Linked DNA regions of Homo sapiens: region 2 is linked to region 1. The links are chromatin loops, found by intact Hi-C in ENCODE. Cell type or tissue: Calu3. All regions are shown on one strand. Links, peaks and the distances in the headings refer to the core of each region. The heading gives the core; the rest is flanking DNA.

Region 1 (5,380 bases), core at 192-5,191:
CATACCCATGAGGTAAGTTTTATAGACATTTTCTGTGGTCTGATTTGTTTGGGGTGTTAATGTTTTCCTTCTTTTTTTTTTTTGTGCAACCACGTCCATTTATTATCTGAGTGAGCTTATACTTGGAGATGGGGCAGAAGAAGATTGATTCTTCTTCAGCTAATCCCTCAGCACCATTGGTTTTATTTCCTACTATTTTTCAGTTTTTAATCACCAGTCCTCTTCTAGTCTTTTATCATAGGAGAAACAACACTTGTAACAGGGTAAGAAGTTCACAGTAATGTGTTACAGGCAGGCAGGCAACAATCATGAATACATAGACAGTGTTGCAGAATGAGGCTTTGTCAGCTTAGGGGAGATGTCCATCTAGAAGAATTCCTTAATGTCCCCTCCTCCAGGCCCAGCCTTTCCCAGCATCCCTTCAGTTACTTAACAATCAAGTAAATACTCAGTGGCAACCCCTCGGGTCTGTTGTTCCCAGCCCTAAAGATTCTTCAGCTCACTGCTCATATCTTCTTGGTGCATCTTCCCAATCCCCAGTGTCCTGCTGGGCAGTCTGTTTTCTCCCTGGCCTCAGCTCAATCCTGCTTTCTCTCCTTCCTGGTCTTCCTCCATCCCTGATGTGGGCAGAGCCTCAGTTCCTTCTTCCTGCTCATGTGACCTATCTGCGGTTGGGCCACCGCAGCTGTGCCCTGCAGCTGTGTGGGTTTGTAGTGTGTGCATTGCGCCAGGCCCTGCCAGACAAAAAAGACATGCGGCAGATCTGCAGAATCAGCACAATCACCCCCTTTCTGCTACTCACCAAGCTTGGAGAAGATGGATATGTTGCTTTGAGTCTTGGAGGACCTATAGGGACAAAGAATTTGCCCCTGCTCTGAGCACAGGCTATGGTAGCCCGTCCTAAGCAACTGAGGATAAGTTGAAAGCCCTTGATATATGTTAGAGAAAAACCAAAATGTTTAGTGCTCTAACAGATGTTTTGCTTTTAGTCATTAAGTAAATCTCAAGGCAGCACCAGGTTCTGGAAACTGCCTCTCAAGTGAGACAGGCAGGTAGAATGCAGTGGCCAAGCGACTGCCTGCCTGCAGCTCAGCTTTCTCCTCAACCTTCAGCAAGCACAGAATGAGCCCTCATTCCTTTTAAAGGCCTTTTGAGGCCATAAAGGTTTTTGAGGACATTTTATGAAGCTGGAGCACAGTTTTACTATTTAAAATTATTATAGGGGTTATGGTGACTATATCTTTATTTTTATGACAAGTTGTTGGTTATACCCTTGATTTATTTGATACCGGGCTTTTGTTCAAGAATACAACCTCCAATTAAATGTGGTTACTGTGTCAAGAATGCGATTCTCTCCTTAGAGTGACCCTCTTTGGTGCCATTTCCAAAACTCATTGTGGTGAAAACTCAGGGCTGTCTATTCATGTTTGTGAGCATTTCTTCTGTGGTTACTTGGTTTTCTCATATGGAGGATTAGAGGGTACTAAGGCTGTGGGTTGGACCCAGAGGAGAATGCAGGGGAAAGGAAAGAATCTTCCCTAAGAAGCTAAGTGGGTCACCATTTAAAACCATAATACTTCAGAGATGGGAGGAACCTTAGATACCAAAAGCAATTTCCTCCTTAATACAAGGAAGGAATTACAACCCAAGAAAGCTAGGACACCAAGCCAGGCCCAGAGTGTGCAGGCCTTGGCTTGCATACTAGCCTCTCTGTACCACACTGACTCTCCTAGGGGTGTCTTAGGTACACACCTGGCAGGCACCAATCCTGTCCTATTACGAAAACAAGGGAATAGCCCAAGACTTGCTTATGGTGTGATTATAACCTTGGTGAACCATTTGACACTTTCCAAAAGTGGGGAGCAGATATTGCTTTAACCTATAAGGGATTTAGGGTCTCTTGGAGATAGACGCTTATGAATACTTTTGGTTCTACAGAACTTACCTCACCAAAAACATGAATTTACGATGAGGCATGGAGACAACCACTCAACCTGGAAACCAAAATTATGGTCTCCAATCTGCCATTTAAGCTGCCATGTGAGATCATGGCAAACCATCTACTTCTCCAGGCCTCTTTTCTAGGCTACATGGGCCCAGTAAAACGACTGGCTTTGTGAGCTGTTGTGGACATTGTTGGTGCCCTACCCGTATACCTTCATTAGGCCCATTCCCAGCTGCTGTGAGTGTTGGTGAGGACTTGCAGGAAGGGGTCTCTGAAGCCCTATCTGAGGTTCTGCTTCTGGGTATCCAAACCAAAGACATCTCCGTCATAGCTGCAAGAGTCAAGTAAGAGTCTATACATGGCAGCCCTCTGAAAACTACAGGACCAAAGAGTTTTTACTGGCTCTTGATGAAGATCCTGACTGTAAAAATCCCAGCTATGACTTCTTGGTGGAAGGCCAGTGATGACAGCAGATAAGGCAACCTGGGAGGGCAGGGCTGTTGTCATGCATCCCAAGGATGTGAACCCAGGCTTATTCCTTCACCACCCAGAGGTCCAGGGTAGTGGCAGACAGTAAAAACGGATTGATTTTCCATATTGGGAGGGCAAGTATTAAAGTTTCAAATCATTCAGACCTTGGAACTGAACAAGGTCACAAAAATTCCTGCCTTTGCTTCAGGTCCAATGTGCTATAAAAGTATCATAGTGAACTGCAACTTTCTTAAGTGATGCCAGTTTCAGCATATTTTCAAATCCCTAAATATTTATTTTAAGAGGGCATTTCAGAGGTAAGCTTGGGGTATGTGTAGAAAGTGAGAGGAAAAGAGAAAGAGACAGAAGGATTGTGTCCCTGAGGTCTGGAACGTTTGCAATGTCCCCAGTTAATCATTGATGCCCCAGAGCCCAGTGAGCCACCAGAGCTGGCCCTGCTGCAGGGGGCCAGTATGCTTGCTAATGGAATGCCAGGACGCCTTTGGCGCAGTTAATGATTTACCTCCTCCTAGTTGCAGTGCTTGGCACTCCCATTCTCTGAAGCTGATAGAAGCCTGGGTAGACCAGCCCTGCCTAATGGAGTGCAGGAGAAGACAATGATGGTTTGCAGATTCACTGTATGAGCAGAGTCCTGAGGGGCCACCTTCTGTAGGAAAGGGTTTCACACGAGAAGAATACTTTAACAGTGTAATTGTTGTCTGATGTTCCCATGCATGAACGTTTCTGCCTTTAGGGCCACAAGATGACATGATTTTATATGGGCGCATGACATCTGTCACCTTTAAACATGCATAACATTTATTTGCATGGCTCTTTTATTTCCGCTACTAGATTTAAATTCCTTGAGGCCCTCAACAAATTAATGAATGTGCTATATACATTCATTATACAGCACACTAATATAAAAGAAATGCATTTTTTAAGTAAAATTCTTTTTTCTGTTTTGCAAAGGCCAGGTGTACTATTGCAGAACTCTCAGAAACTAATAGTTAACTAAAAAGAAAGGAGGAGACTCACAATCCTAACCACCCAGAGACAACAGCTGTTAACACACCATTTTATATTACAGTGGCTGTGAGACCCTGTGCATCCCAATGGATGCGGTCTCCTTCAACACTGTCAGCCTAAGTTCTGGAACACTTGTTTTGGTGAGGCTACAATGGCTTCAGGCATTGTTCACATGGCTTTTGGGGAATCCACTCCAGAGTCTCAGCATTTCCTCCAAAGTACTCAATCTCTGTCATGAGTATAGTTTAGATTTTGATAGGAAAGGGATATATTTTTGTTTCCAGACATTGTAAATAAGATGGACCATATTGATTTGGAGTTTTATTGTTGTTTCTTTTTCACTGAAGCTTGACCACAAATTAGTGGGGACAGAAAGGCAGTCTTGTGAGATTCACAAACTGGCACTGAGGGGTGACTATATGGAATAATCAAAGAGGGATTGTTCACTTTGGGAGTTTTCCCTGTTATTCAAGGCTTCCTTCCTTAGGAAGAAATCTGCATCCTGGTTACAGAGACTCTGGTCTAAGGGTGGGCTAGGGGCTGAGCACCTGGGAAGAAAACTGAGCACAGTCCAAAGACAACGACCGGCGCTTTTTAGCATAGCTCTTTCCTCGCTTAGTATGCTTAGGGAAGAGACTGTATTTGGATGCCCAGGCCTGTGTGCACATGCGCCAATATAGCATCACTCTGTGACCTTGCAGGGGGTGTGAGTAGGATTATTGCTACAGATCAGTGAAGCCTTTCTTTGTAAATGCAATTTGGGGGTCATTCAGTGAATTTTGATTTTGCTTCATCCGTATCCATTCTCTCTTTCCTTGAAGTGAATACATGGATAAAACTATTGCTACCACTGTTTTGTAATGCAAACAACTTTGTTCTCAGGAAGCTCCTATGATGCCTTCTACTTTCCAGTGCTAAAATCCCCAATTCTGGGTCCTTGGCTGTGCATTAGTGAGCCATTCTGAACCCTAATCCTCCAAAGATGAGTTAATTCTGAAGAGCCTACTGAGTTTCAAGTGTTTGAAGGCCCTTGGGGGACTTCCTTTCTTTAAAACTCAAAGTGAATTCTTTTCTTTGAATTTATCTCTGCATTTTCCCCTCTTTTGAGAGATGTCTTCTCTCTGACTGGGTTGCTATGAAACTCAGATGATTGCACCACTGTACTCCAGCCTGGGCAACAGAGCAAGACTCCATCTCAAAAAAAAAAAAAAAAAGGAAACTCAGATGAGCCAAGTACTTAGAGAAGTGCTGAACCCTTAGCACTCAGCAAATGTCAGCTGCTAACTACAGTTAGAGAAAGGCAAGTGGTCTAGAGCAGCACTACCCCATAGGACTGTCACAAGGCCTGGATGTAATTGTAACTTTTCTAGTAGCCACATTAAAAAGTAGAAACAACTGAAATTAATCTGAATACATTTAATTCAACATATCAAAAATACTACTTTTCAACATCTAATCCATATTTTTAATTATTGAGATATTTTGCCCTTTTTTGTATTGTCTTCGAAACCCAGTGTGTAATGCACACTTACAGTGCAACTCAGTCTCACTGGCCACATTTTGAGTGCTCCATCGCTACCTGTGGCCAGTGGCTACCGTGCTGGGCAGTGCAGGTCCTGAACCTTGCTACTCAAGGTGAGTTCCAGGGACCAGCAGCATCAGTAGCATCTGTGAGCTTGTCCCAACTGCAGAATCTCAGGCCCCAGCCCGGACCTGTAGAAGCAGGATATGCATTTTAACAGGATCACCAAGTGATTTATTAGCATGTTGGAGTGAGAAGCACTGGTCTAGAATCCCCGTACTCAGTCCTGGCCCCCTGGGATTCTAATCTAATTGGTCTAAGGTGGGACCTGGGCACTAGTGTTTTTTTAAAGCTCCCCTGGATGATTCTAAAATGCAGCCGGGCTTGAGAGTCATTTGCATAGTGGATTCTGG
Region 2 (5,380 bases), core at 143-5,142, 63 kb before region 1:
AATATAAAAAAAGATGAATAATAGCAAAGCATGATAGTTCAAGAGTTTTGTTGGCTTTTTAATTTTTTATTTATTTTTAAAAGAATCATTAGTTATAATTTCATACCAGTTGCTGAGACTTAGATATACCAATTTTGTAGTGGGGAGGGAGGGTAATTATAGAAAGCAAGAGAGAAAACTTTGAAAATCACTGTTAGCTCAGCCGGGCGTGGTGGCTCACGCCTGTAATCCCAGCACTTTGGGAGACCGAGGTGGGTGGATCACTTGAGGTCGGGAGTTCGACACCAGCCTGGTTAACATGGTGAAATCCTGTCCCTACTAAATATACAAAAAAAAGAATAGCCAGGTGTGGTGGTGCACACTCGTAATCCCAGCTACTTGGGGAACTGAGACAGGAGAATTGCCTGAACCTGGGAGGCAGAGGTTGCAGTGAGCCGAGATTGCACTACTGCATTCCAGCCTGGGCAACAGAGTCAGACTTCGTCAGAAAGAAAAGAATAAAAGAGAGAGAGAGGAAAGAAGGAAGGAAGGAAGGAAGGAGGGAAGGAAGGAAGGAAGGAAGGAGGGAAGGAAGGAAGGAAGGAGGGAAGGAAGGAAGGAAGGAAGGAAGGAAGGAAATCAATCACTGGTAGCTTAGCTGAATAGTCCATGGGTATCTGCAAGCTAGACTTTATCATGCACACAAATCCTCGATCTAAAAATGAGTGGCAGTGGAAGTAGTGGTAGGAGGCAGGAGTGAAGATCATGTCCCATTAATTTAGGGTATCTGAAAAAGACGTGGAGCCATGACTGCTTCTGTATCTACCAGCTTTCCACTTAGCTGCCTGAGGTGAGTAGAAATTATATTAGGCATTTCCATAACCTTATCCTTAACTGTGTTCCCTCCTTTTCTTAGTGCCTGAGGTGAGTCTGGCAGTATCTGTACTTCCCTGCTCCCATTCATACAACCATGTTCTTAGATCCTGGCTTGATGTGGGTTAGTCAGCTGTTCTAGGCCAGATTTCTCAGATTTCTGTTCTTACCTGTTCTGCCCAACTACAACAGCTGGTGTCCTGCTGGCCTTTGCCTGAGTCACACCCTCAGGTCATGCATCCCCACCTTTTACAGGCAGGGTTGTTAGCATGAGAGCCCTGCTCTGTGCTCTCAGTGAAGGATGAAGGGAGAGGAGAAGAGCACCCTAGGATGCTGGTAGAACTTTCAGTTCTCTTGCCAACAAATTGAATGAAGTTAGAAGCTCTCCGTAAGTTTTATTCAGTACAGACCTGGTGTCTGATGCTACAGTTAAGAGACTAGATTTAGAAGGAGGGTGGTGCACCTGTTTTGGTGGGAGGAATGAATGGGATGTAAGGAGAGATGATGGTCTGTGCATCTCAGACAAAGGAACTTAAAAAGAGGAGTCTTCAAAAGAATGCCCCCTGCAAAAAAAAAAAAAAAAAAAAAAGGAGGCTTAGAAATATCTCAAATGAACAGAAATTTGAATTACAATCCAGAAGATGAAAATCAACAGGAATAATAAGAAAATAAGGAAACATTCTTTACTTAAAAATTTTAAAAAGTCAGCTAAACGTTGCTAGGATGTGAAGGGGTAGATGACATTTTAAGATAAAGACTATGGGAAAGGAGTTTATTTTGCCACTATCTTTTCTATAGGCTTTTGCTAATAGCTGTGAAGGGTCTTAGATTTCATATACTTTCAAGTTAAGGAGTTAACCTGCCACAGTTTCATACCTGCTGGCAGAAGATGAGACTCATGGGGTAGAGATAAGGGACTTTATGATTCACAACAGTAACAGTAATCAGAACATCATCATTTTCCTGTACTGGTTCTTTGAGCTCCAACCCCCACAGGTTGACACCAAGAGAGCCAGGTGATACCTGCACACACAGTGGAGAGAATTCCTGAGCCTAGGGAACTTGAGAGCTCTGTAATGAACAGTAAGTGTGCCTGCACTTTGCTCCATCCTGAGGGAAACTCTCTCTTTGAAGGCTGTTTGCTATGCAAATCTTCTTGAAAAGATAGTCGGGAACAAAGGCAGTCAGTGCCTCTGCTTGCAAGATGTGCAAAACTGTGAGAGACATGAAGAATGGTCTCCCAACTGTTGCATCAATAAAAAGGAAAGGAAGCTAATGTTTATTTCATCCTTGTCATGCACCAAGCACTGACCAGGAGACTTCTCATTTCTTGCCTCATCAAAGTTTCAAAGCAGCCTTGCCCAGGGTGGTACTGTTGTTGTTTTATCGGTAAGGAAGCTGGTGAGTCAGGGAACTGGAATATCTAGGTGGAGGACTTGTGTATGTATTATGTACTTCTTATAATGTAAGCATTGTGCTAAGAAGTAGCTAAAACTTAATTAGATGCTTATCAGGTGCCAAGCACAGTTCTAAGAGCTCTCCATGAATTGTTGATTTAATTCACCACAACTAAGATTATCAGGTGCTGCTGAGGAAACTAAGGCACAGTGGGTGACAGAACTGAGATTCAAATCTGCACATTTAACCACTGTGTGGTTGCGAGTTGTGGGTTTTTGTTTTTGTTTTTGAGAGAGGGTCTGGCTCTGTCGCTCAGGCTGGAGTGCAGAGGTGCCATCTCTGCTCACTACAACCTCTGCCTTCTGGACTCAAGCAATCCTCCTGCCTCAGCCCCTTGAGTGGCTGAGACCACAGGCATGCACCACCATTCCCAGTTAATTTTTGTGTTTTTTTGTAGAGTTGTGGTTTGCCGTGTTGTCCAGGCTTGTCTCGACCTCCTGGGCTCAAGTGGTCGACTTGCCTTGGCCTCCCAAAGTGCTGGGATTACAGGTTCCCTGTGGTTGTGTTCTTTCTTCATTCCTCAGAGTCATAGCAAGAGGGTCATAGTCAAACTAATGTGTGCCCAGAGGAAGTGGATGTATTTGAAAACTGCCAAGTAGAAATAGTTGAAGTGGGACTGATTGTGTTTAATCTGCAGAATGATAAAGGATAAGTGATGCCTGTCTTCAAACATTTGTAGGCATGTCTTATAGAAGAGGAGAGTTCACTCTGTGTGACTGCAGGAGGCAGAATTGGGTCCATTTACGGGGAGGCATATCATGGCTCAGCAAAAATCATTTCTTGAATAATACAGTGCCCCCTGACATCATAAGGGAATGGACTACCTGTGAGAGTGGTAACTCAGTGGTTACCTTTCAAAGATGTGCTGTCTGGGCTCTGTCAAGGTCCCCACAATAAACCCCTCTGCTATAGGAGCTGGGCAATGGAAGAGGATGGCCCTAATGAGGTTCTCTAGACCTTTCCTAAGAGAGCTGACCCTGCTAACAGTGACCTGAACTCCTTCCCCTGCCATGCCCCCTGTCCCTTCTTGGAGCCTCAGGCCTCAGGTCTGTTGGACATGCACAGAGATGGTTTCTGCATGTGTGAGGAGGGTGCCTTACCTCTTGAGAATCCAGGACCACCCTAAGGATCTGGAGGAGTTAGTTCTGCAGCTCCTCGCACTCTCAGGCCTGCCCTATTTTTGGTTCCTTACCCGCTATCAGCCTGTAATCACCAGCCTCATGGCTCAGCTATACCCTGGCAAATCTCGTTGCACACATGAGGCCCACTGTTGCCCAGTTTGGGACAGAATAAGATTCTGTGGTTCTGTGATTCACTCTTTCCTTGTCAAGTAGCCCAAGCTTTAAAAAGCAAGTGGGAACAGGTGGTTGGGCCAGTGCTGCTCTGTGATGACCTTGCTACGGCCCCCTGACAACTCCCCTGGTGTAGCTGTAGGCCTGGGCTGAGCAGATCTGATCCAGATGCAGGCCCAGAGGGGAACCCTGGGCAGGTAGGGAAAGGAATTTGGGGAGATGGTAAGAAACAGGAGTGGTGGCAACTGGCTTCACAGTATATGTTCCACTCTGCTAGAAATGGCCTCTGCTAGGGGCTAAAGACTCCCCAGAAGTAGTCTTGTCTTAATTACTCTGTGGACATCTTTAAAAGAATCTCATTTTCATCAAAGGGTTTTAAAGAGTGATGCTTAGCCCAGTGTAAAGGGCATAGTCAAGATCTGATCCTGAAATAATATCTCTGCTATCCTAGATGTCAGGAGAAACTAAAAATATCCTCATAACCCTGAGGAATTCTTGGTTTATTGCACCCATCTCTTTTCCCTCTGAACATCCTTCCAGAAAGTGAGAGAGTGAGGAAGTGAGCCAAGAAGCTTTAATTACCCAATCTGCTGACATTATTTTATCTGCGCCACTGATATTAAATCTGCACAGCATTCCACTTAAATCTCAGTGCTAACAGCAGCCTCTACAAACTTGGGCCTTTGTCCTTCTGCTGGCTGTGGCCCATGCTCTGTTTCCCACCCTACTGCACCCTCCTTCAGACTTCTTAAATTCCGAAGCTTTCTGTGGCACCGGAAATGATCTGTCTGTGGAATGTCCATACTTCAGGAAAGTCCCCGATCTGTGTGTGTTTATTCCCAAATTCTGCTCCCCCCAACTCAGCCTGGCTGTTTGTGGTTGAGTTCTGGCACGTGCCCATCATTACAGAAACCTGGATTTGGCAGGGGCATTGTGCCATATTTCTATTATTGGCATATTTGGAGAAGGAGGAGAAAGTCTGTCTAGTTTTTTTTCCCTCTCTTTTATGTACAAATGAAAATTTCTGTCTTATGTTATTAACTTTTCTGGCCAACCAGTGAAATACATCTTCAATTTCAGGTTGGTTCCCTGGAGTGTGGAAGTTTTCTCTTGGTTTAATGTTGACTCTGTCGCCTAATAGCTGGTTCATTTAGCACCCAATTGGTGCTATGGTTATAGCTGCAACAGGCCACATTTAAGGAGGGCTTCCAGGGAACCAGCACTGTGTTGAGGACTTCAGTCCTCATGACCTCTGAGACAAGTGTTGTTACCATCTTCCCCCCATTATAGGGAGGACATGAGCTGAAAGAGGTCCAAGAACTTTGCTGAAGGTCTTGCAGCAGAGCTGGGGCTGGAAGCCAGGCAGTGTGGTGCCAGAGCTGGCTGACTTCAGCGCCTACTTCATGCTTCCATGCATGCATACATATGCCATACATACATATGGGAGACCCATAGGATGTATGCCATCAATGCATACTGATGTGCACACCAGTGCTCCCACCATCCTCCCAGGAAGTGTTGATATCATTATAAAACTCTGTCCTCAGCAAGTGTGTATTAAGAACTTACTGTGTGCAGATCCAAAGATGTACAAACCCAGGTCCTGCTCATAGGCATTGCAGCTGGGGAGACAAGGCCTTGATCTGCAGAATCTGAGCTGGGCTGAGCAGGGGAAGCTTCATCTGTTTTGTTCACTGCTATGTCTCCAGGGACTATTATAGCACCTGGCAGGTAGTAAGCTCTCAAAAACGTGATGAATGAACAAACTTCTAATTAAA

What was found. Peaks named below come from ENCODE experiments on the same cell type or tissue, not always from the same donor. Only the 100,000 strongest peaks of a DNase experiment are listed, where the experiment ranks them.
Region 2: it touches region 1 in a loop (2.3-fold over the local background); 4 of 110 quality-filtered maps call a loop at or near these places.

Annotation. Positions count from the first base shown.
Region 1 is chr3:123,752,756-123,758,135 of GRCh38, reverse strand. The region is part of intron 4 of MYLK (myosin light chain kinase); the gene reads left to right. Among named protein-coding and RNA genes, the nearest start is that of MYLK-AS2, 66 kb to the right of the region's middle. In Calu3, for the core only: no CTCF peak of the experiment used is centred there; DNase peaks (open chromatin) are centred at 675 and 2,885.
Region 2 is chr3:123,815,849-123,821,228 of GRCh38, reverse strand. All of the region lies in intron 3 of MYLK (myosin light chain kinase), which reads left to right. Among named protein-coding and RNA genes, the nearest start is that of MYLK, 66 kb to the left of the region's middle. In Calu3, for the core only: no CTCF peak of the experiment used is centred there; a DNase peak (open chromatin) is centred at 2,218.